Linked DNA regions of Mus musculus: region 2 is linked to region 1. Evidence: chromatin loops called from intact Hi-C (ENCODE). Cell type or tissue: heart. All regions are shown on one strand. Each heading gives the region's core, and the rest is flanking DNA. Links, peaks and the distances in the headings are about the cores only.

Evidence for each region. Peaks named below come from ENCODE experiments on the same cell type or tissue, not always from the same donor. Only the 100,000 strongest peaks of a DNase experiment are listed, where the experiment ranks them.
Region 2: it touches region 1 in a loop (2.0-fold over the local background); 4 of 42 quality-filtered maps call a loop at or near these places.

Annotation. Positions count from the first base shown.
Region 1 is chr8:84,140,135-84,156,195 of GRCm38, reverse strand. Cc2d1a (coiled-coil and C2 domain containing 1A) reads left to right here and starts at 8,279. Exons shown (of 29, transcript NM_145970.2): 1 at 8,279-8,549; 2 at 9,747-9,882; 3 at 11,975-12,087; 4 at 12,173-12,238; 5 at 12,454-12,588; 6 at 12,687-12,909; 7 at 14,997-15,115; 8 at 15,361-15,433; 9 at 15,519-15,590; 10 at 15,682-15,812; 11 at 15,883-15,955. The coding sequence starts at 8,490. It overlaps 4930432K21Rik (RIKEN cDNA 4930432K21 gene), which reads right to left and starts at 8,158. Exons shown (of 9, transcript NM_029045.2): 1 at 7,798-8,158; 2 at 7,311-7,358. The coding sequence starts at 7,338. It also overlaps a transcript of Podnl1 not described here. In heart, for the core only: no CTCF peak of the experiment used is centred there; DNase peaks (open chromatin) are centred at 8,245 and 9,677; H3K4me3 peaks cover 1,709 bases; H3K27ac peaks cover 1,447 bases.
Region 2 is chr8:84,054,851-84,070,911 of GRCm38, reverse strand. It overlaps Rfx1 (regulatory factor X, 1 (influences HLA class II expression)), which reads right to left and starts at 4,076. Exons shown (of 21, transcript NM_009055.4): 1 at 3,864-4,076. In heart, for the core only: no CTCF peak of the experiment used is centred there; DNase peaks (open chromatin) are centred at 3,561, 4,211, 6,493, 6,891 and 1 weaker place; H3K4me3 peaks cover 2,920 bases; H3K27ac peaks cover 2,947 bases.

The DNA.
Region 1 (16,061 bases), core at 4,666-12,665:
ACCACACAACAGTGCTAGGATGGAACTGAAGACCCTGGACATGTCAGAAAGTGCTCTGTTGCTAAGCTCTGCCCCAGCTCTCCAGTACTTTCTGCTCCTCTATTGCTGTACACTTGCTGAACCGTGTCCACGACACACACTGACCTAAGACCCTGTGGGTGTCCAGTGCACTGGTGTCTTCCATCTTCTGCTCCACTGTTGCCAGGCTCTCCTCCCACAGGTGCTTGCTCTAAACAGCACTGTGGCCCAGGACATTCTACAGATGTTTATGCTTCTGCCTCTCACTCTGCCACAAAAGGCATAAATAAATAGCTTTGCTTGGTTGGTTGCCTGAGATTGATCCCAAACACCAGCTTGCTTGGCTGTTTCAATGGACATATGTACCAAAAATAAAAGGCAAAGCATCAACAGCTGTGAACAGTGCTTTGTACGATCAGTCTTCCACAGGACTGACTCAAATCGAATGAGGTAGAACCTCATGTTCCACACTAAAAACTGGAGATGCAGGACGCAAAGGGCCTGTTTTCACCACATGCCAGAACCTTCTTCCTACTTGTCTACCCCATATAGGGGAACACAGAAAAAGGTCTCTAGGGATGTGCAGTCCAAAGCCAAGAGAGGTAACCTGCCATGGTCCTCATGCTATGGTCCCAGCTGTTTTCGGTTTTCTCCTCGAAGTCAGAGAAATCCCTGTGCCTCCAAGTGGCATGGGCACTCTACACAAAACAAGTATGAGCTGTTGATCACTTTTGTCTCACTGAGGGAAGAATGAGTACAATTTGGCTACACAGAGAAACCCTGTCTCAAAAAAAAAAAAAGAAAAAAAAAGAATGAGTACAATTCTCATGTCCGGGGTGGTGACATCCTCCCTCATGACCAATGTTGATGATATACCTTTAATGCCACCAGAGGTAGGCAAGGCCAGCACAATCTGCATATTGAGCACCAGCAAGCTACACAGTAAGAGCTTGTCTCAGAAATAAATAAATAAATAGTTCAGCCATCCCCAAGGAAAGACAGTGTTTTTAAGCCTTAGTAACCGGGAAGCTGCAGTACCTCATGTAACACAAATCCTCTTCTAGACTGGACCACATCGTCATCGTCATCGTCATCGTCATCGTCATCATCATCATCATCCAGACAAACCAAACAACCCACAAAAGCATAGGGTGAGGAGCTAGAGCATTCCTGCTCTTTTCCAGGAGGGGCCTGGGTTGGGTTTCCAGCACCCATGACAGCTGCCTATAATTCCAATTCCAAGGGATTTTTTTCTCCTCTTTTGGTGTGTGCATGCTTTAAGTTTTTGGTTTTTACCTGGGAAGTTTTTTGTTGTTGTTGTTGTTTTTCTTTTGGGGGAGTGTGGCAATGACAGGCACTTATGTAGCTAAACTGGCCAGAAACTCACTATGTAGCTGAGGGTGATCTTGAACTTCTGACCCTTCTGCCTCCAGGTCCCCAGTGCGGAGATTACAGCTGTCCACTACCCCTCCTGGTTTATGTGGTACTGGAGATAGAACACAGAGCTCCACATATGTTACACAAGTATTCTACCAACTGAGCTGGGTTTACTATTATTTTCAAGTGGAGAAAAAGTTTTATTTTGTTTTGTTTTTTAAATTACTTGATACCAGGGCCTTTCTTACATATACCAGACAAATGTTTCACCACTCAGCTACACTCCGGGGTTCTCAAGGAAGAAGTTTTACATTGTCAGCAGGCAAAGCCCTCTGTGATATACTGGGAACTAAAAAACAGAACTGAAACTGGGTGGTGGTGGTGCAGGCCTTTGATCCCAGTACTCAGGAGGCAGAGGCAGGCAGATCTCTGTGAGTTCTAAGCCAGCCTGGTCTACAGTGCAAGTTCCAGGATAGCCAGGGCTACACAGTGAAACAGTATTAAAAACCAACCAAACAACAACAAACCAGAATTGGTAAGTCAGCATGTGTACTATGAGGTGGTTGTATTCAGTAAAACACAGGGGTTAGGGAGATGGCTGTCTGAAAAGTGGCTGTCATGCAAATATAAGGACTTGAGTTTGGATCCCCAGTAAAAGCCAAGCTAATCATGTATCATTTATATGTCTATAACCCCAGTTTTCAGAGGTGGAATGGAGATGAAAACAGCTGTACTGAATTGAGGAACTTCAGGTTCAGTGAAAGACCCTGTCTCAAAAGTAACGTGGAGAGCTATGGAGAAAAACATCTGATGCCACCATCTGGCCTCAATGCATACCCACTAAGACATCCACCTCTCTCTCTCTCTCTCTCTCTCTCACTCACTCACACACACATACACACACACACACACACACCTCTCTCTCTCTCTCTCTCTGTGTGTGTGTGTGTGTGTGTATGTGTGTGTGAGTGAGTGAGAGAGAGAGAGAGAACAAACAGGAGAACCTTTCTAGGATTTGAGTGTGAAAAGTTTTCTGTAGCTATAGGTTCCTCATTTACAGGTTTAACCAACCACACAGATGGAGAGAAAAAAATGCACCTATATTAACCATGTAGAGACATTTCCTGACCACCTCCCTAAGTAATATAGCGATTTACATATCATTTATATCCTGCTCAGTACTCTTAGTCATCCAGGGATTGAGTCTACTGGTACTTGCTATGCAAACACTCCAGAAAGCATTGTGGATCCTGTTAAGAGTAGGAGTCCTGAGTGAGACCAGCTGTACACAGCAGAGGATTAAAGTAGTAGTAATAAAGTTGGTTTCCTGTCCTTAATAGTTTTACCACTGCCCTTATATTCCATTAGATATTAACACTGGGGAAGCTAGAGAAGAGAAGATAGGATTCCTCAAACTATTTCTGAGACTTATGAGTAACCCCCAAATTACTTCAAAATGAAGTTTGGCTTTTTTCAACTATGTGATCTAGGCTAGCCTCAAATTGCTCAGACTCCCAAGTGCTGCCAGCATAACTGACAGGACAGTTTTTTAAGTCTAAAAGAACAAGGTGCTTGAGCATTCTGCAGCTGAGCCATGCCCCCAGCACTACAAACAAGTGAGTGCTGCTGGACTGTCCAGTCAGAATTCTCATGCACAGCTATTCTCACGGGAACACTGGGCTGGGACACTGTGTTATAAGGGCTGTCTTGGGAACTGTACATTTGGAGCGGTGGCCCTGGCTGCTACTTACTAGTCACAGCATCTTCCCTCATAGCCTTCCCCAATATGAAAATAAAAATATCTACGACCATCACCCACAAAGGAGCTAGCTAGATTCCCCCTCCCAGGCAAACAGGAGCCAAGATACTAAGGTGGCTTGCTTGCATGTCCCAGGCCTGGGCCCATCCCTGGCACTTAAGAAACAAAAAGCTTAATTAGTAAATAAATGTAGTCATTTTATTTTATGCTGGGTGGTGGTGCACGCCTTTAATCCGAGCACTCAGGAGGCAGAAGCTGGCAGATCTTTGTGAGTTTGAGGCCAGCTTGATTTACAGAGTGAGTTCCAGGATAGCTAAGGCTACACAGAGAAACCCTGTCTCAAAAAAATTACATTTATTTATATGTATATCAGGGAGGCATATGTGAGAGTCAGTTCTGTTGTTTTACCATGTGGGTCCTGGGGCACTTTGACCCATTGAATTATCACAATTTAAGTTTTTTAAAAAAAAATGTTGTGGTGGTTTGAATGAGAATAACTGCCGTTGGCTCATCTATTTGAATGCTTGGTCCCTATTGACAGAACTGTTTGGAGAAGGATTAGGAGGTGTATCCTTTTTGGAGGTTTCAGAAGCCCACAGTCAGGCCTAGTCTCTGGTGACTCTGTCTGTCTGTCTGTCTGTCTGTCTGTCTCTCTCCTCCCCTTCCCCTCTTTCCTGCCACCTGCCCTGGGCCTGCTGCCTATGGATAAGATGTAAGCTCTCAGCAACTGCTTCTATGCCACGATGCCTGACTGTTGCTGTGCTCCCCACCGTGAGGGCCATGGACTCACTCTTTGAAACTGTAAGCAAGCCCCCAGTTACATGCTTCCTAAGTTGCTTTGGTCATGGTGACTCCTCACAGCGATAGAACAGTAACTAAGACAGATTCTTTCTCCACTCACCTAGAGCTTGTCAAGTAAGCTAGGCTGGCTGACCATCAAGTTCCAAGGGTCTACCGGTCTCTGCCACTCCACCACAATGCTGAGATTACAAGCATGTGTCACCACACCTAGCTTTTACATGAGCTGTGGGGAATGAACTCATGTCTTCATGGTCACAAGGTTATTTTATTAACTGAGCAATCCCTCACTCCTTATAAAATGACTTTTATTTTATTGTTTGACTTAAAATGTTAACATTTTATATTCTGTCATGTTATGGCACTTAGTTATGGTGAATTCATTTACTTTTTAAAAATATGTAGCCAAAAAAAAAACAAAAAACAAAAACAAAAACAGCCGGGCGTGGTGGCGCACGCCTTTAATCCCAGCACTTGGGAGACAGAGGCAGGCGGATTTCTGAGTTCGAGGCCAGCCTGGTCTACAGAGTGAGTTCCAGGACAGCCAGGGCTACACAGAGAAACCCTGTCTCAAAAAACCAAAATAAAATAGAATATGTGACTGACTACTCACTCTAATAGAAGACACAAGAAAGGGTATGCCCTCTCAAAATCCCCACGTCCGGGCATCAAGGTCCCACTGGACCTTTGCTAAAACAGCTGGTGTGAGAAATGGTGACCTCTCATGGGAGGGGGGAAAAGAGAAAGAGCCTGGGCTCCCTAATCTCAGAATGCAGGGACAGGAACAGAGATGGTGTGTAAGTTCAGGGACCTGGTCGGGGAGGGGCTGGCAATGGGAAAACCAAGAAATGGCAGACTCCAAGTTTTTAGTTTTATGGGGGAAAAAATGCATCTTTCTCCCATAACCACATACAATATCATCACCAAACAAAATCTTGGGTACACAAATTTTATCCAGATATACGCACATGTGATAAGTAGCTTAGGATATAAGGAACCAGGAGCATCCCCTTCCACATGATAAGGACACAGATGGAGTGACATAGTGGTTGTGTGGTGGCACTTTGGGCAGATGGGTCCCACAGACAGTAGTGGATTTTTTTTTTTTTTTTTATTTAGGTAGGGCAAGGTCAACAGGTCGTGAGAGGGCTACCCTTGGAGACACTCTGTCAGTCATAGTTCACATGGGCAGGGAGCTACAGTGGCACCCATGAACATACCGGGGTCAGTCAGAAGACAGACCAAGGGGTACCTTTATCTGGCTTTCTGCTAGGGGTAAATCAGAGTGGTAGAGCACTTGTCTCAGAGCATGAGGCCCTGGCTTCTCCCCAGCACTGCAGAACATAAAATAAACCAAGCTAGGTGCATTCGCTATCACTCACTTACTTAACTGGGAACTGAGGTACAGACTTATCCACAATTACAGTGAACAGAGACCAACTAATCACATTTTTGGATCTAGATCAGAAATAGTAACATACCAGATGATCTGGCATTAGCCTTCTGCAGGAATCATTTCTGCCTGAAACCTAAAGTGGGGAAAACTTCTTGGTCTCCTAGCCTTGGGATCAGAGGCTCGGGGAAACACTAGAAAGTTCTTTTTTTTTTTTTTTTAAATGATAAGCCTTCTCCATAATTTCTATTATTCTTACTAGCCTGTACTAAAGTTTCACTATCTTTGAAGGTGCTTAAGGCTGTCATATTAGTGCTCTGATGAGAAGCAGCTATTAAGAAGTGCTATGGAGGGGTAAGGGGGTGGGGAAAGAAGTGCTATGGAGACGGGTTTGGTGGTGGTATTGTGGTCTCAGCTACTTAGACAGCTAAGGTAGGAGAGTCACCCGAGCCCAAGAAGAATGCAGGGTCAGTCTGAGCAAGAGAGCGTATGGGAGGGAGTACATGTGTACAGGCCAGAACACGATGCCTGGTGTCCTTCTTCAGGAGCCTTCCACCTTGGGGAGTGTGTGTGTGTGTGTGTGTGTGTGTGTGTGTGTGTGTTCACCTGCATGTGTATGCCAGTGCTCTTGCCTGAGCATAGGTGAACATGTGGAGTCAGAGGTCAATATTAGGCATCTTTCTTCATCTGTATCTTCTAAAACAATTTTATTTGTCTTTGAGAGACGATCTCTCACTGAACCTGGAGGTTCCTGTTGTGTTTAGACTAGCTGTCTCCACTTCCCATCTCTAGTGCTGGGGCACAGACATGCACCACCATACCCAGCTTTTATGTGTTAGGAGTCCAAACTTGAGTTCTCTTTTTCACACAGCAAGCACCAAACTCACCCAGCCATCTCCCCAGCCCCGTCCTTGTTTTATGGGGGTCTCTCACTGACCTGGAACTTGCCAAGTAGGCTGTACTTGTTCACCTGCAAGTCATTGGGATTACAAACAAGGGCCAACCATGCCTGGCTTTTTAAACACAGTTCTGGCCACTGGGGTCAAGTCCTCATGCTTATTTGGAAAGCACTTTACTGAGTCACCTCTGCAGCCCCATACTGAGATTCCATTTACAAAGCATCAGAACACCTGGGCTTGGTGCCGCAGGCCTATCATCCCAACACTTGGAAAGCTGAGACAGGAAGATCATAAGCTCAAAGCCAGCCTGGGCTACATGATGTCTTAGTTAGGATTTCTATTGTTGGAATAAAAACTATAAAAACCATAAAACTATGAACAAAAGCAAGTCAAGGGAGAAAGGGTTTATTCCACTTACACTTTTATATCATAGTCCATCACCAGAGAAAGTCAGGAGAGGAACCTCAGGAACTCACAAAGGATATGAAGGAATGCTGTTTACGGGCTTTTGCTCACAGCTAACTGCTTTCTTATGTAATTTAGGACTACCTGCCTCCAGGCAGCACACCCACGAGCTGGACCCACCTACATCAATCATTAATCAAGAAAACACACTACACTCTTGGCTACAGGCAAATCTTTTGGAGGCATTTTCCCAATTGAGAGTCCCTTTTCCCAAATGACTTGGGTCAAACTGACATAAAACTAGTCGGCCCACATGGCAAGAATCCCCTCCTCCATCTCAAAAACATCATAAAAAGTTTAAAAAGGTCACCTTGGGTCTGAGATGTAGTTTCATGGTAGAGTGTTTTATCATGCAGGAAGCTCCATGTTCCATTCCTAGTACCTCAAATAAATATTTTAAAAGCCGATTTGAGGCCAGGTTGTGGTGAATCATACTTTTAATCCCAGCACTCTGGAAGCAGAGGCAGGTTTGTCTCTGAGTTTGAGGCCTGATCTACAGAGTTAGTTCTAGGACAGACAGCCAGGGATATACATAAACTCTGCCTGGAAATAAATTAAAAATAAAAATAAAATAAAAAGCCAATTTGAATAAACCAAATACCTGAGTTCCGCTGTTTCTTCTTATTCATTTTATCTTTCCCTGAGAAATCTGAAAACAACAAACAAACTCTCCAGCTGTTGCCAGCACTGTATGTCCCCATCTGTACCCTGTCTCCCTCCTCCACTGGGCCCATCTGGCAGCCTGATGAGGGGAGTCAGCTGGTCTTCAGCAGGACACTGGGTGGGGCGACAGGTCATAGCCACCTTGGACCATGGCCAGGTAGCCATTCACACCCTTTCCCTGTGTGAAGGAACGATCTCGTCCTCTTCACGGTATCTGCTGGAGTCTCTGGGTTGGAGACAACTACGTTTCTCCCCCACCCACACCCAAAGCTTAATTATCTGGGACATGGGGTACTTGGAAGCTTCAGAGAGGTCTCTGGAGACCCACCAAAGTCACACAAGACTTTAGGAGGGCTACCCCGCGTCAGGAGTGGCTTCCGGCCAATGTCTTCAGACTGTGGGACCCATGGCAAGCCAGAACCAACCTGGGCCACAGCAGTAATGGAAGTTGCTCTGTCCTTAGTCGGGACGAGGTCAACCTGGATCTGATGGGGAATAGGTCGCCTAGGTCACTGGCGTAACGTTCTGAGAAAATACCCACATAGGCAGTCACGGGGACCGCGTGGCAAACTGGCGGTGGGAGACAGGAAGGCCTGAGGCCTGACACTGTGGACTCGGCTCCTGAAGACCTGCGCCACAGACGGGAGAGCAGGAGCATCCACACCCACACCCACACCCGCACCCACTCCACCACAAAGCCTAACAGAACGATGTGCGGCGGTGTGGAGCCACAGACGTCACACTGCCGCGCCCTCACACCTGCAGCTCTCTCTCTTTTTCCCGCCCGTGAGGCCACGCCCCACGCACGCGTAGTACCGACTACACACCTTACGCATGCTCCGCCTTCTCTCTGCCCTACTTTATGCTAGGCGCATGCGCCTCCACGCTCTGACTGCCGGGAATTGTAGTTTAACTAGAGAGCCCACGAATCCAGCCGCCGCGCTCCTGAAGGCCAAGGCGGAAGCTGGGCGGCCCAAACTCGAGAATCCCGGGGGGCCGGGCGCGGAGGAGGGACTCAGGGCTCAGGAACAGCGCGAGCTCTGAGACTCGACTTCGGTGAAGAGGCAAGGCAAGGCAAAGGTGCAGGGGCTGGTAGTCCGGGCTTCGAGCCTGGAAGATGCACAAGAGGAATGGACCCCAGGCACCCCCGGGCCGAGGTGCTGTCACTGCCCGCCAGGTGAGTGTGTGCCCCTCTACCCACCGAGGGGTACCTGCCCACCCTTCCTCAGAGTCTCTCTCCACCCTTCCTCACACTCGCGGGGAGTGCCCCACCCCCAGAAAAGCCTGATCCTCGCCACCAGGTGAACCCTGGTCTCCGCCCCGCCCCCGAGGTGAGGTGTATGGCCTACTGGGTTGGGCCATCCAGCTTCTAGCTTCACACCCCAGATTCAGGGAACACCTGTTGCTGCAGCACTTCCAACCGGGAAGGGAAAGCAATCAGACCGGCTTTTCAGGCCTTTGCATTAACTGGGTCAGGCCACACTCTACACCCATTGTACAGATGAGGACACTAAGGATAAGGGAGGCGCAGAGATCTATCTAGTCAAGGTCACAAGGATGAAGCACCTGGCCAGACAGAAATGTCAGTCCAGAGGTGTACAGGAAAACCTACAAGACTGTGGCCCAGAGCCATACTCCCAGATTCAGGGCCTGTGGGAGTTTGATTTGTCCCATCTTTGAACCAGGGATCCCAGGGCTCTGTGCTCAGGTTCCCCCTGACCTAGGTACATTTGACTGAATGTATTTGTAGTTTGGAGCCTCAGTTTTTCCACCTGTGGAATGGAAGCCTAGAAGAGTCCTTAAAGGGCAGTTATAAAGACTTACTGAGACTATTTATGGAAAAATGCTAGAACAGAGGGAGTGTGGCCGCTGGATTCTTGGGCTCTCTGTGACTAATGGCTTCACTCAATAGGTGAAGCCATGCATAACTGCTAAGATTTGGCCAATTTGGACCTATAGAAAGGGTAATTTCATGTAACTCATCATATTTTGTTGGTCACTAGCCAAAGCAGAAGGGCAGGTCTATAAAAAAGACCCAGTTCTTCAACTTTGCCCCCACTGTTGTCATAGTCATCGTGGCTTTTATTTATTTATTTTTCTCCTTGCCATGCTGGGATGGAACCCAGCTTTGCACATACTAGGGTTAGGGTTAGCACTTTAATGATGAGTGCACCTTCCAGTCCCACACTGGTGCGTTCTCTGCTGCTGGGGAGCCATGTGCATAAAGAACGTTATTGTATGAGGGTGTCTTCCTCAGCCTCCTGGTCTCTCCAAGAAATGGCTTCCTCGTAGAGATTTGGTTCCAGCATCCCGACGGGTCTCTGGGCCTGAGCGGTCTATGGAAGGTCTAACTGGAGCCCGGTTGCTCCCGTAGCTTGGTCTGCTGGTTGACTTCTCCCCAGACGGCCTGATGATCCCCGAGGATGGGATTAATGAGGAGGAGCTGGAGGCTGAATTCCTGGCTTTGGTGGGGGGTCAGCCCCAGGCCCTAGAGAAACTGAAAGGCCAAGGTAAGAAAGATGCTCAACATATTCTTTGGGACTTCTGCTGTGGGCAGTACTTGGAGCTAGGCACTGGGATGGACATGGGGCAGGAAAACAGGAGCCCTACCTTCCTAGAGTCTAGGTTCTGGGTGATCCTGTCAGGGTCAGCTGTGGGTGGAACTGGGTCTTTTCCAATCTGTTTCCTGCCATGTTTTTCTTCTTTGTTGAGAATTTGGTGTGTGTGTGTGTGAGAGAGAAAGAGAGACATGTGTGCAGACACACATGGAAGCCAGCAAACTATGTCAGATTCCCCAGAGCTGAAGTTACAAGTAGTTGTGAGCCACCCCATGTGAGTGCTGAGACCCAAGCTCAGGTCCTCTGCAGGAGCAGGATGTAGTCTTAACTATAAAGCCATCTTCCCAGCTCCTCATAGTTTTCAGTTTATGTGCGTGGTTTCACTATTCACAGTGGCTCTAAGCAAAGTATTGATTGGTGTTTCAATGCATAGATGGTAAGTGTGTGCCTTTGGAAAGTAGCATGTGTGTTAGTTGGTGGCACGCAGGTGGGAGCCACAGGTCCCTTGGTCACCAGTTCATTGTGCATACAGTTCATAAACACAGTAAATCTTAAGATGGAAGCACACAGAAGGCAAGGTTGTAGGTTATTAGTTAATAAAACCCTGACCAGAGGACCAGCAAGATGGCTCAGTGGGCAAGGAAGCTTGTCCCGAGCCTGACAACTCCGGGTTTGATCCCTGAGGTTCAGTCCATGAGACCTGCGTGGTGGAAGGAGAGAACTGACCCTTGAAAGATGTCCTCTGACCTCTACACATGTGCTGTAGCACACGAATGTGCATCCATGCATGTGCACACGTACAAATCCTAAGTAAATGAGAAACACAGCCTTAGTTGTAGTTCCCATTATTTGACAATTCAACCCTATATTTATTTTTTGTTTGTTTGTTTTCGTTTGTTTTTCAAGATAGGGTTTCTCTGTGTAGCCCTGGCTGTCCTGGAACTCACTCTGTAGACCAGGCTGGCTTTGAACTCAGAAATTCGCCTGCCTCTGCTTCCCAAGTGCTGGGATTAAAGGCATGTGCCACCACGGTCCGGCGACAATTCAGCCCTTGTAGAACTTTACAGGATACCATTTCCTTAAAGACATGCACTGTGCCAACAAGATGCCATGGATACCGCCCCCTCTTGCTTCATGCTTTTATTTTGTTTTCATCTACCCACATCCATGGTGGGGGTAATTAAATGGTGAACTTCCAGAATCATCGATAAGCCAAATTGCACAATGTTCTGAGTGCCAGGATAACATCTCCTACCCTCTACAGCATGAGTCATCTTCCTGGCCAGTGTCTCCATGCTGTGTCTGCACACTGGAGTCCTGCTACTTACTGAGGTTGTCTAGCTTATCTGATGAAGCTTTACCATAGCCTTGATTTTACTTGGTTATAGCCCCAGGCACAAGAGTGAGGATGCAAAGAAGGCGATGGGGCGCAAGCCTGAGGAGGAAGGTGCTGTTATCTGTGGACGAGGCAGGGACAGCTGCATGCTTTGCTGCTCCAAGAATTTAATTCACTTTTAGTCCCCACAGTCTGCCTGGGAGGCACTGTTAAGTTACCCCTATCCTGAAGCCAAGGAGCTGAAGTAACTTGCTCAAGGTCATACAGTGAGAATGTTGCAGAGCTGAGGTTCCAACTCGGGGTGTCTGGCAGCGTAGCTGAGATAAGGAAGAAATGAGTGTTTGGAGGGGGTTGGCAGATGGTGGATGGAAGATGGCATCAGGCTAAAAGGGCTTCAGGACAGTGGGTGCCACAGTGCTCAGGGAAGGGGATGTGCTCTCCTTTTTTTGGTTGTTGTTTTTCAAGACAGGGTTTCTCTGTGTAGCCCTGGCTGTCCTGGAACTCACATTTTAGACCAGGCTGGCCTCAAACTCAGAGATCTGCCTGCCTCTGCCTCTCGAGTGCTGGGATTAAAGGCGTGCGCCACCACTGCCCGGCGGGATCTGCTCTCTTGCTCACTGTGCTCTTCTCTGGGGCCCCGAATATGCAGATGGGTGGGTAGAGCTCCGGGATGATCCTGCTCTAGCTAGGGCTTCTTTCTGCCTCCAGGTCCCCTGCCAATGGAAGCCATTGAGAAGATGGCCCGGCTCTGCATGAGAGACCTGGATGAGGACGAGGAGGGGACAGACGAGGATGATGTGGAGGCTGATGAGGACCTGCTGGTGAGCACAGGGCAGGACAGGCTGTGTCATCCCACTGCCCTGTCCAGCAGCCTCGACTTCCTACCCTGGTCATGTATCCCTGCAGGCAGAGCTAAATGAGGTCCTTGGAGAAGAACAGAAGGCTGTGGAGCCCCTGATGCCTGTGGCCCAGGTATACCTCCCATAAGTCACTCGTATACACACAACCAGAGTTCAAAGCCCACCTTTCCCCCGTTCTACACATGACACGTTACCTCTGGACTGTGATGGCTCTGTCATTTGGGGTAGCAAAGATTGGTTCAAGGGAAATACATGTTCATGCTCTGAAGGGTTGGCTAGGGTGGCCTAAGTGGGGTCAACACCCAGATTGTACCCCCAACCCTGTAGCCGAAGCCTTCAGGCCCCAATCCAGGAGTAGAGGCCACGCTGCAGGAGAGGCTAACCCTCTACCAGTCTGCACTGGAGAGTGCCAGGCAAGCTGGGGACAGTGCCAAGATGCGACGCTATGACCGGGGGCTCAAGGTGAGCAGGAAAAGGGCAGGGTGCTAGGGTCCTGCCTGGACCCGGGAGCACTGAGCACAGCACCCTTGATCTCAGACTCATGCCACATCCTGTTTCAGACGCTGGAAAACCTGCTGGTCTCTGCAAAGAAGGGCAACATCATCAATGAAGCAGACATTCCACCACCTGTGGCATCGGGGAAGGGAGCAGCAGCTGGGCACAGCCACACCCAAGCTACTTCCCAGTTGGCTTCTGTAAGCCCGCCAGCCCCAGAGTCCAGCGGCACCTTGGAGGCCCCATCTACCACTACACCCACCTCTGCTAAGCCCCAGCTACCCCCAGGTAAATGGTAGGAAGGGCCAGGGTGATACAGGGTCTCTTCAGAGACCTTAAAATGTGGGCTGTACATGCAACGGAATACTATTTAGCCATAAAAAGGAATTAATTTCTTTTTTAGCATGTGCTCTAACATAAGAACCACAAGAACATGATGCGGTTTTTGGTTTGTTTTTGTTTTGTGAGACAAGGTTTCTCTGTGTAGCCCAGATTGTCCTGGAACTTACTCTGTAGACCAGGCTGGCCTCAAACTCACAGAGCTCCACCTGCCTCTGCCTCTTGAGTGCTGGGATTAAAGGCGTGCACCCCCATGCCCGGCTGGTTTTGCTTCTTGTTTTTATGAGGACATGATGTTCAGTGAAGAAGCTATAAAAGATAGAGACACTAACTCGAGTCTTAGGAGGGTCCCCGGGCTGTCAGATCCGTGAGGACAGGAAGCAGACTGGCTGGTGGCCTGCTGGGCCGGTGATGGGAGGTGAGCCTTCAATAGAGGTGGTGTTTTAATCTGGGGAAATAAGTTACAAATGGTGAGAGAGGACGTGTATAATGCCGCTGAACTGTGCACGTAGGTGGTTAATAGAGCCAGGAGGAGTGACACACTTAACAATACTCGGGAGGCAGACACAGGCAGATAGATCATAGAGTCTGAGACAGCCTGGTCTACAGAGTGAGTTCCAGGACAACCAACCTCGTCTCAAAAGAGAAAAAGAGAAAGAAAAAGTAGTTAACAGCTAGGGACGTGGCTCAGCAGGAAAGTTCCTGCTCCATAAGCGAGAGGATATGAGTTCAGATCCCAGCACTTATGTAAAAAACTGGCACAGTGGAGTATAACTGAACTCCAAGTTCAAAAAAAAGCAGCTGAGGCAGACACTTGATGCTGGCCTCTGGCCTCTTCAGGTGCACACATCCACACCTCTAACAACACACACACACACACACACACACACACACGAAACCGTGGTTCCAGCAAATCAGGCGCCGGCCCGCACACATCAGTCCAGCTCTCGAGGCCCTGATACAGGAGAACCATAATCTGGAGGGCAGCCTGTGCTCCACAGGAGGACCTGCCTCTGAAAGAGAAAAGGAAGTAGGCAAAGTGGATGAAGTCACAGCCACAGGAGCCTGACACCTCAGATCATCCCTGAGGCCCAGGAAAGGTGGACGGAGAGTCAGCTGCACAGAATCACCGTGTGGCCTCCACATGCACAGTACTAATAAAAGAATTGTTTAAACCTTTCCTGAGACAGGGTCTCACTCTGCAGCCCTGGCTGTCCTAGATCTCACTGTGTAGACCACACTGTGGTCTGGCTGTGCACTCATAGAGATCTCCCTGCCTCTGTTTGCCTCTGAGCACTAAGGTTAAAGATGTGTCCCACCGTCTCCACCCAACATAAAACGACAGAAAAAGAAAAGAAAAGCAATGCTAAGTAAGTTTTATGTGTTTTGCTGTAAATTACAAAGTAAGAAGCAGGGTTAGGCATGAAGGCACATGTCTTTAATCTCAGTACTTAGAAGGCAGAACACTTTGAGTTTCAAGGCCAGCCTGGTCTACAATCATGTCTCTCAAAAAAAGAAATATGGCGCCCGAGAGCTGGTGAGCGGTTAGGAGTACTGGCTGCTCTTTCAGAGGACACAGGTTTGATGTCCAGTACTCAGGTCAGGTTCAAAACCATCTGTATTAATCCCAGCACTCGGGAGGCAGAGGCAGGCGGATTTCTGAGTTCGAGGCCAGCCTGGTCTACAAAGTGAGTTCCAGGACAGCCAGAGCTCTACAGAGAAACCCTGTCTCGAAAAGACCAAAAAAAAAAAAAAAAAAAAAAAGATGGAAACTGACAGATTAAATGGGAACAAGTCCTCACTAGGCTTTCAAGAATCCAGTGTGGGGGGGGGGGGGAGACATTGTAGCTTCCCCAAACCTCCATGCCCAGAACAAATGTCCCTCATGCTACTGGACAGCTGAGTGAGCTTGGCAGAGAGCATGCCTTTGAGCCTCAGCTTTCCATCTGTAAAATGGACTCAAATTGTGAGACTCAAATAGACAGTTTGTGTAGTGAGCTTAGCCCAGGCTTCTTGTGTGGTGTTCTTCTTTCTAGATCCCTGCAGCCCCCTAGCCCGGTTGCAGAGCCTCCAGCACGAGTACAAACTGGCTGCCCTTCGTGCCAAGCATCAGGATGACACTGCTACAGCCACCAGACACTTGAGAATAGCTAAGGTGGGTCTCAGCTCACAGACAGGGCCAGCTGTCAGAGGGAGCCAGAGGCCAAGTACAGGCTCCCGTCCTAGCTCCTCTAGAGAATCAGCTGTTCCTGTTAGAGCTTCAGCTGCCATCCTCTGCCAGCTAGCAGTGTCCCAGTATGGTAGCCCCAGGGAGGGGACAGTCCTCTGCCATAGGGCAGAGTATAGAACACCCCCTGGGGACCCAGGAGCCCCCTCTACCCATCTCATTCTTTCTCACAGAGCTTTGACCCTGTCTTGGAGGCCCTGAGCCGTGGGGAACTGGTGGACCTGTCCCGCCTGCCCCCTCCCCCTGGTGAGGACCTTATCCCATGCCCTTTCTACTCCTACTGCCTACGATAACCAAGCAAGCCCCTCACTGAGTTGTATTCCGTCTCCAGACCAGCTGTCCCCAGAGCCCCCCTTGCCAGCTGCCCAACCTTTGACCTCTGCCTCAACACTCACCAGGCCAGGTAGGCTGGTGAGGTTCTTTGAAGTGGGCAGACTGGGCCAGTCTCCCATTTCCCTCACCCCTTAACCTGTTTCCCACCTCTTCTGGCCCAGAGGTTCCCCAACCCCCGAGGAACCTCCTGGAGGCTCTGGAACAGCGAATGGAGCGGTACCATGTGGCTGCAGCCCAGGCCAAGGCCAAGGGTGACCAGCGGAAGGCACGCATGCATGAACGAATTGTCAAGGTGTGTAGGGGTCCAGATGAATGCTCTCAGGAGCTCTCTCAGGGTCCCCTAACACCTCTGTGCCCTGCAGCAATACCAAGACGCCATTCGTGCCCACAAGGCAGGCCGAGCTGTGGATGTGGCGGAGCTGCCAGTGCCCCCAGGTAGGCTGTACCTCTAGGTAGGCCCCACCACAAGTATGTTTCCCCAGGTAAGGTCTGTGCTAGGGCAAGCTCCCCACCCCCTGCTCCTGCCTCTGGGCCTTTTGCT
Region 2 (16,061 bases), core at 881-8,880, 81 kb after region 1:
GAATGCTTGAACCTATTCCCAGAGCTGAGTGTAACTATGTTTGCTTCTGTGGACAGACTGTATCTGTTGGCTCCCAGCTGACTCTGCCAACGCAGTGACAGAGCAACAGTTGAGCAGGTGTTGCAGACTTGGGGCAAGAAAACCAACTCCATACAGATTTCAATGCTATGACTGTTCACAGGACATGGCATTTATAAAATATTCATGTTATAAAATGTTCTTTTGATCTTTTCCAATCATCCCAACTGTCAAAGTCATGCCTAGCTCCCTTTCATACACAGACAGCATGGCTGGAAGTGCAGGGCAGTACAGACCAGCCCGGCCTAGTCAGGTGAGGTTGTATCCTATCACAAGACATAGGCAGCAGGCTGCAGCTGGCAGACATGCCACAGATGTGAGATTCAGGTGTTACAGGAGAGGGAGAGAAAAGGTACCCAGGGCATCTGTAGGACAGTTTTGGTAATGGGTCTGAAGGGAAGTGGGGAGTCCAGTGGACTAGTGCGCCCTGCCCTTGGCCTCTACTGACTCATTTCTCAGTCGTTCTCATGCCTATTCTGGGCTGGCTACTTCTCCTTTAGGCATCCTTGCTTCTCCATCTTCCCATGGCCTCTGTCCTCAGGGATACGTCCAGAGCCTGCAGGATCTCTTGAGCACCTGGACTGTGTCACGTCTCATCAGAGAACATACAACACTCACAATCCTTCTCATGACTGTGGGGCCTTCAGGACTGTCCCTCCAGACCCCATGGGTCTCTGGCTCTCAATGTTTTAGCCACTCTGGCTCTCAGTCTAATAAGACTCTATTCCCTCCTGTCTTGGGGCCTGTGCACCTTCTTTTCCCTACTGCCTAGCATTTTCTTCTAACCCTGTGCCCAGCCTAGCTCCTTAACATTCAGGCCACTTCCCCTGGTCACCATGTGCCCCTCCCCCATGCATTCTGAAGCCACTCTTTAATGTTCTTGCCACTGTGTAGCCCTGCCTTTATTCCTTAACAGTTTCTCTTCCCTGCTGAACTAGAAAGGCAAGCTCCAGAGAGGCACCCTTTATTCCCAGCTCCTAGGATGACGGCTCCTAGGATGAAGGGCATACACTGAAAGTTCACCACCACCCCTTCCTTTTTGGCAGTGGTAGGAATGGCACGCTGGGTCTTACACACACTAGACAAGTGTTCTCCATTGAACCCAAGCCCCCGGGCACTCAGCTCTCTCTGTGCACTGGGCATAGGTATGCAGCTGAATGAAGACAGTACTAGCGACTATGGAAGGAAGCCCAGTGGGAATGCTCTGACGACTGAGACTCCAGAGGAGGCTGCAGCCAGGTGCTGGCTGACCCTGGGGCACTGTCATCCCTGCACAACAGGACCCACACATAAGAGACCCTCTCTAGTTCAGGGCTGTCAAGGAAGAAGGTGAGTCCTGGTTCCAGAATTCCCCTTCCCACCTTCTCCATAGCTCTGCCTCAGACCTACAGAGCTGGCAGCTGAGTCAAGACCTCTTCCCAGACAGCACTTTTCTTTCTGGCTACTCCCAGGAACAAAGGTCACTCAGGGGCAAGCAGATCGGGCAACACTTCTCCACAGAAAGTACAACTCTATGTCTGGCTTGGTGACACAGACCTGTCATCCTAGCTACTTAGGAATCCAAAGAAGCTCACAAGTTTAAGGCCTCCCTGGACAACTTAGCAGGGCCATGTCTCAAAATAAAAAGTAAAGGGGCCACTAAGGTAACTTAGCATGGAAAAGGTACCTGCTACTAAGTAAACACGTTCAGACCCATGGACTGAATGCTGGAAGGACAGAGCCGACCCCCACTAGCTGTCCCCCGCTCCACAAGAATGCTGTGCGACCCACGTGTGCTCATGTAGACACAGACACATGAAATAAGGAAATAAATGTAGATGCTTTACATGTAAAAGGTATACTGAGGGCTGGGTGAATAGCTCAGAGCAGAGCCTGTGCTTAGTCTGGGGGCGTCTTAGGTTCAATTCCCGGAAAACAAGAGAGCTGAACTCCTTACTAGAGCTTCCTCCTGTCAGCTCACAGCAACAGGCGTCTCTCTCTGACAAAATGATAAAACAACACCAACAGCTAATTCCGACGACTGGACAGGAAGTGACCGTCATCTTAACGGCAGCTGACATCACTTGAACACCACTGTGTATTTGATGTTTAGTATGTGACATATTTTGGGAGATACACACAGTAACGTGAAGTTAAAACGATTTGTGTCTCTAGATGAGAGCATATGGACACCCCCCCTCCCCCAGTGACTGGATTCACTCAAGAACACACAGGTAGAATTATAAAAAGCTCAGGCAGTGCCAATCTTCCCCAGCCAAATGACCCTTCTGAGCCCTTCAACTGTGACAATTACTGGAAAGGACGAGGCCAAAGCAGTCACAGAATCAATGCCATCACTTTCTGCTCCAAGGTCGGCCTTCCCTGATAGGAGGTGAAGGCTTTTTTTAAAAAGCAACCTAGCTAACTCCAGCCAGCATCTTCCTCAAAGTTAATCCTCATAGCCTTGAACTTGAAGACCCTTTGACGGGTGTAGGAAAAGTCCCTACAACTGGGAGTCCTTGTTTCCTTGCTTAATTTCCAATGGAAAAGTCGACCCCCTTAAGAGGGCTGCAGTGTATGCCAGTGCCAAGTGCAACGACCTGGCTGCCCATGCAGCCAATAAGAACTGCCATGGCTGATGGAGTTCTGGGACACCCCCTACACACCCCCTACACACACACACACACACACACACACACACACACACACACACAACACACGAAGGTCCTGCACTAACAAATGTCTCTCCTTGCCTCTGATGCTATACCGGCTCCTGGCGCGTGGGACCTGTACCACCTTATGACATGTGACCCTCTTGATACTGGCCTGACTGACTGACTGGCCAAGAGATGTGGCTTGAGGAATCTAAGACAGCTCCACTGGCTTGCTGTTTCCACAGGTGACCACCTTAATAGCTACGGAGAAACCCCCAATCACCAGAAACAAGTGCCCGATACCGGCACCAACCTAGGGATGAGACAGCACACCAGAGAACAATTTGGGATCCTCTACATCTCTGGCCAAAGATCACATCTCTCCAGGAGGAGATTCAACTTCTGACAACTAAATCCCCCAAATTAAAGCCAATCTTATTGAAACTTGGCCATCTCTTCACATCCTCTGGGGTTTAAGAGTGAGGGTCACTTTGCAATCAACACAAACAAGTTATCAAGTCTCATTGATAAACAGTAGACCGGTGTGGTGTAAGATTCAAGGGTGAACCCTAGGGAAATTCTTTGGAGGAATTTTAGAGTTAACTATACAGAAGGAGATGGCCACAATTCTTCCCATTTTATAGAAAGAAAAACAAAGGTCCGAGATGGAATAGTTGCACATCCGGGTTCTAATTCTCAGGCAGGTATGCACCCCAAGCTGCTGCTCCTCATCCGGAACACCCGGACAGTCCCAGTGTCGGCGGCCGCACCCGACTCTGAGGGCGGAGAAACGCCAGGCCCCGCCCACCTCCCAGTCTCGCCCCGCCTCCGCGCGCTGTCATTGGTCCAGCCTCCGCAGACCCGCCTCCCCGCACCTCCCGACACATAAAAGCGCCCCCCGCCCCAGCCGCCCGACCTCCACTCGCCCGCGGCCTGCGAGCACCCGCCCCTCGCGGGGGCCGGGCTGCGGGTCCGGGGGCGGGTGGTGTCGCCCCGGCCGAACCCCGGCCCCCTCCCCCACAGTCCCGACACTCGCCGCCGCCATTTTGACCGCCCGCCCCTTCCCTCAGGACTGTACTCAAGCGACAGGCGCTGCGCGGGCCCGGCCGCCCGCCCCGGCGCGCCCAGCTTGCCGGGCGCTGCCCCGGTTACCTCGGCTTCTCCGCACTTGTGTCCGCGGAAGGCTTTGAGGAGGTGCGTGGGCGCTGTGCAGAGGGGACCGAGCGCGCCGGGGTCCCCAGGCCGGGCCGGGGGCGTGGGGGTGGGGGGCGGCCGCAGTTGTTGTTGTTGACTGGCGTTGCTGGGTTGCTTGGTCGCCACGACTACCGTGGCTATGGCGCCTCCGTTTCCCTCACCGGGGCAACTGTTGCTACCCACCCTACTACGTCACACGCCAGGGCGGACCTCCAGGGCAGCGATTGGACGGCGCTGGGCGCTTCCAGCATGCTATTGGCTACCATCCACGCTTTTCAGTACCCTCTCGACTTCACCGAGCTCCGATTCCTCAGTTCGGACGTCCGTCAGAGAAAGCTAAACCCTAAAAGGCAAGCGAAGCCCGTCACTCGCGCGAGGAAGCAGCCCTGAGAATTACAAGGGGGTGGGATGCCGCTCCAAAGTCGGCTCTCTGGTTGGACTAACGAGAGATCAATCTCGTCCAAAAGTTTGTCGCGCTCTCTTGCACAGGTCCACGGGGCGTCGGGAGTTGTAGTTCGGTCCTACGTACCGATGAAAACCTCAAGACTTCCTCCTTGCTGGGCCACTCTCTTGCCTCTGGCGCTCATGTCCCCCAAGGAACGCAGCGACTCTGTGCTGCCCTTCTGTGACGTCAGCGGCGGAGGCCGAACTCGGAATTCGTTGACTTCACAGGCGCGTTCTCTTGGTCCAAGAGGGTTGAGAGAAATCGGCTGGTACGATTCTAGTCGGAGCCCCGGAAAGGTCACAGCCTGGCCGCGCCGCTATCTCGGCCACTCAGGCAGTGAAAAGGTCTCTGGCCAGCAGACATTTAATGAGAAGACGATAAGCAAAGGTCAGCGGCGTTTATCCCCAGTGCTCCCCGCCGCTCCGGGCCTCAGTTTCCCCAAGAGATAGGTCAGTTGCAGCCGGAGAAGGTGAAACAGAAATAGCTCCGAAGGGAGTGAGTGCTTCGAGCTCAGAAATTAATCATCAAGATAATATTCTAAAGCAGTTTTTTAAAATATCAATTAATGGGAAAAAGAAGACGCACGGAGAACCAAATGTCAAACAAATGCAGTCATTCTGCTGGCACCTAGGTTAGGGGAAAGTGGCTCTGTGTTCAAATATTTTTGTTTATTGAGTCAGGATTCTTTTCTAAATGAGATTCTAACTGCTTTTTCCACTAGGGAATATAAATAACTGTGAGAGAGATGATGAATATGTTAATTAGTTCCTTTATAGTAACCACTTTCGCTTTACCAATTGATTAATAGCCTATTGTCTACTTAAAAAATGTACAAAAATGTCCAAGATGGGTAGAGTGGCCATGTAGACACAGCTGCTTTGCAGGCTGAGGCAGATAGATTGCTTAGAACTGAGCTATAGAGCAAGTCCCAGCTCAAAACGATGTTTTTTGTTTTTTGGGTTTTTTTTTTTTTTGGTTTTGTTTTTTGGGTTTTTTTGAGACAAAGTTTTAGAGGCAGGGCTGGCTCCAAACCACCTCTGAAGTTGATGGTGACCACCTCCTAGCACTAGAGATTACAGGGGTGTACCACCACACCTTAAGTTTTGCCACCCCAAAACCTATAGAGTTGGGGATGGAGAAAGGCTCAAAGCTTGGAGCCTTCATTCCAGCTCTGCTGTGTTATATGGACAAAGTGACTCCACCTTTCTGAGCCCAATCCCCATACTTCTCATATGCAAAGTCCAGAATTATACATGTAGAAACAGACAAGTGTCTACCTTTGTCTTACCTATAATGTCAGAACCTCAATAAACAGAGTCATGCTTTAGACAGGCCCTGTAGTTGCTCTAACTGGAAAAGAGAGAAGGGAGAAAGAGGCTTCTGTGACCATTATTTTCTGAGGAGAGCCCCTCAAAATGTGGGGCGTGGGGCATGCACCACAAAACCTAGTAGAAGGAAGGCCTGGACCACTCTGCAGTCCAAGGCAGGAAGATGGAACATTTGAGGCCAGCCTATGTGAGAGCTGTTGTTAACATAAAAGTAAGAGGAAGGGGTCGAGAATAATCTCAAATAGTTAAGATCACTAGTTTCCAGAATCTACAAGGCAATTTGGGCTCACAACCACCTGTAACTCCAGTTTCAGGGAATCTGACACCCTCTTCTGGCTTCTGAGGACACCAGACACAGACATGTTGCACAGATATACATGCAGGCAAAATACCAGTACACGTAAAAAAAAATGTAATTGTTCTTAACATGCTTTTAAAAGTTTAAAAAAAAAGTGAGAACATATGTAGCTCACCAACAGAACACCTGCCTGAAGTCTACCATACAGGCTCTATCTGTGGCCCAGCTGTAGGATAGTCTCAGAATACCCCACTGAGGGGTTGGACATGTAGAAGGCATAATTGAGACCAGAAGTTCCATCTCCATACCACAAAACAAGATGAGACAGGGAATTGCAAAAATAAAAGAGGATGCCCACATCTGGTGGATGCACCTGGTTACCGGGCAATTCTACAGAGATGCAACATCCCAAGCAACTAAAGCATTCTCCCTGGTGACAGGTGAACACATACATGGTGGCTCCAAGGAATAGGGTTGCCCCACCTGCACCTGGAGATGCAGCACCCAGCTGTGTCCCTGGTCAGGCTTCCCATGTCACAAGTGTGAGCTTCAGCAGAAGGAAACACAGCTGTTCCCAGTCCCAAGAACCCACAAGCACTGAAAGACATCCAGGCCAGAGGGCACAGAAGCACACCTCAGCTGGCAGGGGAGCTTCACTCGTACCCCACTGCCACTTCTGTGAAGACTTGAGTTTCCAGATTACAGGAAGAATGCTTGTGCGAAGGGACCTAGAAGACTTGGTTGTACTTCCCATCATTCCCCAGCTCCCAGAAGACCCTGAACTCTGAAACAGGCAGAATCGAGGCCAGAAAGAATTTCTTCAACTGAAAAAGGAAGTTCATAGTGGTTTTCTGGTGACACACCCGGCCAGAACATGGGCCTGGTTCGAGCCTCTCGCCCACACAGCTGGTGCACCAGTTCACAGGAAGTGGAGGGGGTGGGGACACAAATTAGAGAGTGACAAGAAGGCATTGGTCTGGAGCTTGACTCGGTGGTAGAGAGCTTGCCTGGCATGCTCAAGGCCTGGATTTATCTCCAACATGAAAAAAAGGGATGTGAGGGAAGTCTCAGTGGATAAATCCCTTGCCTTGTGAATAAGCGGATCTGAATGTGATGTCAGTCCCGGAAAAGTGAAGAGCGGAGGGTTCTTAAGGCTTGATGGCCAGCTCACCGAGTCATTGAGCTCCATGCCACTGAGAAGCATGCGTGGGGACTGACAGCCAGTGGTGCCCTCTGCCCTCCATTTGAACACACACATACTCCTGCGCCTGAACGCTGTTGGGTAGCAGATTACAACCTTGCATCTTGGAAGAAAGTTTTTTTAAAGCACAGGATGGATGTTAAAAGAGAGATTAATCAATAAAGTGTTCTAGCCTGACATGGTGGTACATACCTTTAATCCCAGCACTCAAGAAGCAGAGAGACAGGCAGATCTCTTATATTTTCAATTCAAGGCCAGCCTGATCTACATGAGGAGTTCCAGGATAGTGAGACCCTGTCTATATTTGGGTTATCTAGAGAATATATATATATATAATGGGATTTCTTAGAATGCCTTACAGGCTGTGGTCCAACTAGACCAACAATGTTTGTCAGCCAATGAAAGGTCTAAGAGGCCAGGTATGGTGGCACACACCTTTTTTAATCCCAGCACTCGGGAGGCAGAGGCAGGCAGATTTCTGAGTTCGAGGACAGCCTGGTCTACAAAGTGAGTTCCAGGACAGCCAGGGCTATACAGAGAAACACTCTCAAAAAACAAGACAAAACAAAACAAAACAAAAAAGGTCTAAGAATCCAGTAGTTGTTGGTCTCAGTTGGTCTTCAGTAAACATTAGATTCCTGAAGAAGTAGGCTCTAATGCCAGTGAAGGAATGGATTTGACAGTGAACAAGAGCAAGCAGGTGAAGAATGAGAGCTTCCTTCTTCTACATCCTTTATATAAGCAGCCATCAGAAGCTGTGTGCAGTGGTGAATTAGTTAAACCACTTTGGCTCCTAGTGGGTTGCTCTTCCAGCCACCAGTCAGGGCCCTCTGGATTAGAGAATGAAAGTCATAGACACACAGGCTAATTTTGATATATGCCTTGACTGGCCAATGGCTGGGCATTTCTAATCCTCCCCATAGCTAACAAAACAACCCCCCTCCAGTATTCCTGAGTTAATATCTTTTAAAGTCTATATTTCATCTCTGCTAGTCCAGACCCAACTGGGAAGTGGCCTCTAGGGCCACTTTCCTGGATTCTTACATGCTGTCAACCTTTAAGTTTTATCTTTTCTGCTATTCTCTGCTCTCTCTCCTGGCCCCTCTAAAAGTCATGCCTCCATCTTTCTGCCCAGCCATTGGCTGTATGACAATTCTTTATTATCATTAGAAGCCAGCTGGGGGCAGAGACCCTCAGGCCTGGAAGCTCAGCTTTTTGGGAGCCGAAATAAGAACTAAAGCAAAGCAATAGAACCAAACCCCAACAGCTGTGGCCCAGATGAAAGGTCGATCTTTTGACCTCAAAAAATCTGGATTTATATTTATACCTCAGAGTATTGGATTAAAAGTGATCTTCCCAGCCAGGTGTGATGCTGCACACCTTTAATGAGCACTCGAAGCCAGAGATAGGCCTAGTCTATAAAAAGAGTTCTGGGAAAGCCAGAGCAAATAGAGACACCTTGGGGTTTGTTTGTCTGTTTTGTTTTTGTTTTTTAAAGTGGGAAGTCACTTAAAGTGATTTAATTAGGAAAAAAAAAAGTTCCTCACAGGTGTACTCAGTCACTTGGGTTTTAGTCGATTAAAGATGTAGCCAAGTTGGCAACCAAGAGTAACCATCAGGCTGACTCTAAAAATGTGTAACAATGAAAGGTTTTTTTAAATGAAAGAAAAGAAACTGTTTTAAGAGAAAGTAAAACATTTATTTCATCTTTGTGAAAGTAAGCAACTCAAGGGCTTCAGGAAGTCCCTGAAACTGATCAGATTCTCTAGGTTCTTCCTTCCCCAAACTTATATAAGTAGTAAGGACAGCTAAGAGATAATCTCAGACTAAAGGAGGGGCTAGGAAGATGCTCAGCAGTTAAGAGCATTTTCTGCTCTTACAAAAGACATGGTTTTGGTACCTAGCACCTACATGGCAGCTTACCGAACACCTGTAACTCCAGTTCCAGGGCTTCTCATGGCCTCTTCTGAATTCCAGGAGCTCCTGCAACCCACACAGTGCATATACATGCACCCAGGCACACACAAAACTAGGAAATTAAAGACCATGAGCTAGGCATGGTGACGCATACCTTTAATCCCTGCACTTGGGATTCAGAGGCAAGAGGATCTCTGGGTTCCAGGCCAGCCTAGTCTACATAGTGAGCTCCAGGACAGCCAGGGCTATATAGAGAAGCCCTGTCTTTTTTTTTTTTGGGGGGGGGGGGGGAGGGTTGGGTTTTTGGAGACAGGGTTTCTCTGTGTAGCCCTGGATGTCCTGGAACTCAGTCTGTAGACCAGGCTGGACTTGAACTCAGAATTCTGTCTGCCTCTGCCTCCCAAGTGCTGGGATTAAAGGTGTGCGCCACCACTGCCCTGCAGAGAAGCCCTGTCTTAAGAAAAACAAACAACAACAAAAAAAAAACTAAGCCACCTGAAAGAAGCAGAGAGAAGCCCAGGTGCCTGGAAACGATGCTCTCCCACCTGCTGCACTTCCTACAGACTACAGAATGCTTCAAGTTCCCAGTGTTGTGATCTGTAATTCATGCTGGGGTGGACATTTCTTTTCTTTTCTTTTCTTTTCTTTTCTTTTCTTTTCTTTTCTTTTCTTTTCTTTTCTTTTCTTTTCTTTTCTTTTCTTTTCTTTTTTTTTTTTTTTTTTTTTTGAGACAGGGTTACTCTGTAGCCCTGGCTGTCATGGAACTCACTCTGTAGACTAGGCTGGCCTCAAACTCAGAAATCTGCCTGCCTCTGCCTCCCAAGTACTGAGATTAAAGGCGTGTGCCACCACTGCTCGGCTGGGGTGGGCATTTCATGATGCAACTGTCTCTTGAGTTATTTCTGCTTCTGTGAGTAACCTTACTCCTTTGAGTAACCCCAATAAAACTCGATTTACAAAGTTGGATGTTGGTGGCATCCTTATTTTGGTCTGTCACCTGTTCCTTATCTGGAGGGAGTATATATTTCTTGTTATCCCCAAAGAAATGGTGTCACACAATACACACATGCATGAACTCACACATGGAAACATAAAGAAGAAAAGAGGAGAAACGGCAGCAACAAATAAACCCAGAGTGTTGGGTGATATAGTAGACAAAATTTTAATCTTCACTCAAGTGGGAACTCCTCGAACAGCTAACAGCATTGCTGATGTTTCATGGGAAACCCTTTTTCAAGGCGGGGTGCTATCCTGATACACATATGTGGAGCCCTGCCTACCTCCAGCCCACCTCAGTTGTGACAGGCAAAGATTCCCATAGACATCTTTGCTCAATACCTGAGATGGGAAGATTATAACCAGTGTAAAGCCACTGCCCAAAGAAGATAGAACAACTGGAAGGTTGAGCTTGGGTGCCCTGGCCAAGACAGATAAGCTCCTCTCTCCTCTGGCCTTGGCTTTCTTTGTAGCTTTGCTAAAGTGACACTCTCAGTCCAATAGCCTCAGCCTCTCAAGTGCTGCATTCACATGCTTGCTAGGGATAGAACCAAAGCCTGGTGCAGGGCACCTTCACTCTATGCTTTTACTGTGTAAGCTAGAACTTTCTTCTTGGGAGAATTAGGACAAGGATAGTCCTACTCCAGTGTTTACACACACGAAGTTTTGTGCCAATTAAAGATGCTTTGAATTTTTAAAAAAGATTTGTTTTTATATATATATTTTTAGATTTATTTATTTATTTATTTATTTATTTATTTATTTATTTATTTATTTATTTATTTATTTATTGTATGTAAGTACACTGTAGCTGTCCAGATATTCCAGAAGAGGGCATCAGATCTCATTATGGATGGTTGTGAGCCACCATGTGGTTGCTGGGATTTGAACTCAGGACCTTCAGAAGAGCAGTCGGTGCTCTTAACCACTGAGCCATCTTGCCAGACCAAGATTGAGTTTTTTGTATGTATGTCTACGTATCATGTTTATGCTTCCTGCCTGTAGAGGCCAAGAGAGACTAACAGATCTCCTAGAAATGGAGTTATAGACAACTGTGAGCCACTAAGTGCTCTTAACTGCTAAGCCATCTCTCCAGTCATCAGAAAGGGTGTTTCATAAGGCAGGAGGCTGGGAACAATTTAGGTTCGCCCATTCTAGTCACCCATTCCTGAGAGACTAGAAAGATGAAATAATGGTTGGAAGTACAGCTGAGTGGTATGCACTTACCTAGCGTATATAGCATCCTAGGTTCAGCACAGAAAGAAAATAATCCAAACAGGAATAGAGAGATAGCTCATCGGTAAAGAGCATGTCTTGCTCCTCTGGAAGGCCAGGGTTTAGTTCCCAGGACCTACACACACCACCTGTGAAGCCAGCTCTAGGGATCAGATGCCCTCTCCTGGACTCTGTGGGCACCTGCACTCATGAGCACACAACCATATGCATGATTAACAATAATAGAAGTAAGTCTTTAAAAACAAACAGCAACAAAACCCACAGACAGCTGGCAGTATAATCATTGGGTAGGAGAGAAATGGCTTAGTAGTTAAGAGCACTTACTTGCTCTAGCAAAAAGACCCATGGTGACCTGTGACTCCAGCTCCAGAGGATCCAGCACCCTCTTCAGGCCTTCTATTATATGCACATGGTAGTCACTCGCACCCACACATACATAAACACTACACACAACATTTAAGAGTGAGCTCACTTTTGGGCTGGTGAGATGGCTCAGTGGGTAAGAGCACCCGACTGCTCTTCTGAAGGTCCGAAGTTCAAATCCCAGCAACCACATGGTGGCTCACAACCATCCGTAATGAGATCTGACTCCCTCTTCTGGAGGGTCTGAAGACAGCTACAGTGTACTTACATGTAATAAATAAATAAATAAATCTTTAAAAAAAAAAAAAGAGTGAGCTCACTTTTAGAGTAAGATGTTCTTGGGTCAATAAATAAAAAGACACAGAACAAAAGGCTGGCTGTGGGGCACATGTTAATCTTAACACTCAGGAGGATGAGTCGGGCAGATCTCTCTGAATTTGTAGCCTTGGCTGTCCTGGAAAACTATTTCTGTAGACCAGGCTGGCCTTGAACTCAGAAATCCAGCTGCCTTTGCCTCCTAGGACTAAAGGCATGTACTGGTTCTAAATAGACTCTTTCAGAAAGAAAGAAAGAAAGAAAGAAAGAAAGAAAGAAAGAAAGAAAGAAAGAAAGAAAGAAGAAAGAAAGAAAGAAAGAAAGAAAGAAAGAAAGAAAGAGAGAGAAGAAGAGGAGGAAGAGGAGGAGGAGGGGGAGGAGGAGGAGGAAGAGAGAGAGAAGCCACCAGGATGATACAATGGAAGCCTGTCCACTGCCTTGTGTACCACCTGAAGCGGGAGCCACTGTGATATGCAAATATGTGGTGGAGAGATGGGAAAGAGCAAAATGGTTTAAGCACTGTGAAGAGGGGCAAAACTGGAGAGGAACAGCCTGATGTGAGTAGCCTGCACTGCCACTTGAGGCCATGGTGAAGTCTAGGCTTGGGCTGCCACTGAAGGCCATGTCTGGGTCTATAGCTATGTGGTGGTAGGAGTCTGTGCTGATGTCAATGGCCTATGTCACCACTAATGGCCATGCAGATATCCCTGATCTGGATTTCCAAATGGGACTTTGTTAATATCCAAGGGTTGTGCAGAGCTGGCTCTGCCTCTCACTGGCCGGGGCACTCAGGAGAGCTGGCCCTGCACTGTGCCTGGGCAGCACAGTAAAACTGACCCTCATGGTGAGGTCACAAGAGCCAGAAAGCCAGCCCACACCTTGCTGGCTAAGACAGTGGGTGAGGCACAGTGCTGAGGAGCTCATCCTATTGGTATTGGTGTGGAAGAGCTGGTGGGCTGACCAACTCAGCTACCTCCCAGGCCCAGATCCAGGGTTTTGAGTTGGCCCACCCCAACATCTACCTCATCCATGAACTACTAGAGCATGTGAAAGGGCCAGTCCTGAAGATCCAAAGCTGCAGGATCTCCAAGACACAGGGCAGCAACAACACCCAAGAGAGTCAGGCTAAACATCCAGACCAGTGACTCATCACAATGAACATTTTCAAAATGTGTGGACAGAGGAGGACACTGTGGGACGCACTGGGATACTACAGCTTCCATGACAAGATTTTTGTTTTGTTTTATATCTTAAAATTTATTTTTGTAATTTTTGTTTTCTTCTGGGGAATTGCAAGAGAAGAGGGCAGTTATGAAAGGGTGGGGAGTTGAGTGGGTTTGGGGTATATGATGTGAAATTCACAAATAGTAAAAAGTAAAACAGGAGAAGAAGAGGGAGAAGAAGAGGAGGAGGAGGAGGAGGAGGAGGAGGAGGAGGAGGAGGAGAAAGAGGAGGCGGTGGCAGCAGCAGGAGCGGAAGCAATGGGTTAAAGTTGCTGCCAAGCTTGTCACCCTAAATTCAATCCCTGTGGCAGGTGTGTGCCCATAAATACACATACACAAATAATAAATGTAACAAACATTCCTTTATCTTGGAGAGTGGGTTCAAACATGCTTCAGCACATGTGTGGAGATCAGAGATCAATTTGTAGGAATCAGTTTTCTTCTTCCACCATATGGGTCCAGGGAATTGAATTCAGGGAGTCAGGCTTGGCAGAGAGCCCCCTCACCCACTGAGCCAACTCCTCAGCCCCATGTGAATGTTTTTAAAGAGGAAACATGAAGACCACTAGGCAGAATCCCGAGCTCCTGGTGCAAGCTACAAAGTAGCATGTGACTGAGCCTCCTGGACAGGAAAAGCCTGTAGACCTTAACAAGATGCAACTGTGTTCCCTGCGGTTTATAAAGAGGCAGCTGGACGCCACTGAAATTGAGACAAAGAAACCGATTGACATTGATGTTCCCTGTTATACAGCCCTAGGCCAGGCTGGAACTCACAATTTTGCCTTAGGCTTCTAGACTACTCTGTGACAGACATGTGTGCTTTTACACTTGGTCTAGAAAGGAAATCAAAACCCATCTCCCCATGTGCAGATGAGTCAGGAAGTTGGCTGGCTCTTGGTACACTGGGGTTCACAAAGACTGGGCTAGAGGTGTGGCTAAGGTGTATGGTGCTGGTCTTACACGACGCCAAATGTTCTAGTGCCAGCATCTCAAAAATCAGGTCTAATGAAGAGTCCTGAATTCCAGCACTGTCGAGGTGGAGAAAGGAAGATTCGGAGTTTAAGACCATCTTTGGCTGTATAATGAATCTGAGGCCAGCCTGGGCTACGTGAGGCCGAAGTAGGGGATGTAAACCAGACAGTCTTTCTGGGTGATAATTCATCACAGAAGGCAGAGCATTTTTGTTAATTATATAATGAGGCGCAAGACTGAGATACAGGCTGGTTCCTAAAACGAACATCACAGACTTCAGGATCAAACAATAATTGGGGCTGGGGATGAGTTGGCTCACTGGTAGAGCTCCTGGGATCATGGCTAAGAGGTAGAGCCCTGCATAGCACTCATGAGAGCCTGGGTTGCATCCAGTCACTGTGAATGTGTCTGCATATAGACATAAGATATTCCAGGGATAAGATCTGGCCATAAAAACTTAATGACTAGGTTGGAGAGATGGCTCAGCTGTTAAAAGCACTGACTGCTCTTCCAGAGGTCCTGAGTTCAATTCCCAGCAACGACATAGTGGCTCAGAACCATCTGTAATGGGATCTGATGCCCTCTTCTAAAGACAGTGACAGAGTATTCATATAAATAAATAAATAAATAAAATACTTCTTTAAAAAAAAGCAAAATTTAATGACTGAGATTCGGGCTGGTATGGCTGTCACTGTAGTTGTCACACAACTACATGGAGCTGAGGGAGGAGCTGAGGAGTTTGGAATAGGCATGGACGGTATAGTGAGACTCTGTCTCCAGAGTAGGTAATTTCTGAAAGCACTGCACTGCTATCAGCACCTTAGAGGAGGGTTTACGAAGAAAAGGACTAGTTAGAGTAAAACCCAACAGAAGACTAGGGAGGGGCTTTGATGGGTAAAGGGCTTGCTATGCAAGCATGAGACTTGGTCCCCAGAACCTATGGAAACACCAGTAGGCATGGCAGCCATCTGGAATGCCAGTACTCAGGGACTGGAGACCAGGTCACCAGAGCAAGCTGCCTAACAAGACTAGCAGCAATACTGGTGAGCTCTGGATTCAATGAGAGATCCTAAGTCAATAAGTAAGGTAAAGAACAATTGTGGAAGACCCCTGAGGTCAACCTGGAGACTTAAATGCATGCACACACACATGTTTATCACATGCATGATGCCTCCACGTGTGCATACAAACCGCATACAAACTTCACACATGTAGTAGAAATGCACACATATGTATAGTTCCATAACTCCTGCACTGTTAGGTCTTGTGCGCGTCCGACTCGCCAGCAAGAACGACGCTGCAACAGGATCCTTCTGCACACGTTTATTGGGAGAGCGTGATTTCAGAGGCGAAGAGACCCCAAGCCCAGAATGGGTGCTGCTTATATAGGCCTAGGAGAGGCGTGTCTCACACCCGGATTGGTTGTGCTTGGGTTATGCTTACCACCTCATTTGCATGCCTACATCTGATTGGTTAACTTGTCTCTCATCTGATTGGTTAATTCTCAAAACCTCATCTTGGCAAAAAAAACTTTACTGCCTATGTATGCGTGGTGGCCAGCGCCACCCTGCAACGGCATATGTGGCTTCCCACAGTTAGGGACACTAAAGGATCACTGCCTAGCTCCAGGTTCAGTGAGAGATCCTATCTCAGAGGAGTAAGGAGCACCTGGTATCTTCCTCTCACCTCTTAGAGTGTGCTAGCCCTGAACTTTTAGCAGTTGGAAGGCTGAGGCAGAGGGATCAAAAATTTAAGGCTAATTAAAATTATCATTGTGTATGCATATTAATATAACCTTTTGTACAGTTAACAGGTTATATATTACATATTATATATGACAATTATAGAATATGCTAACAATA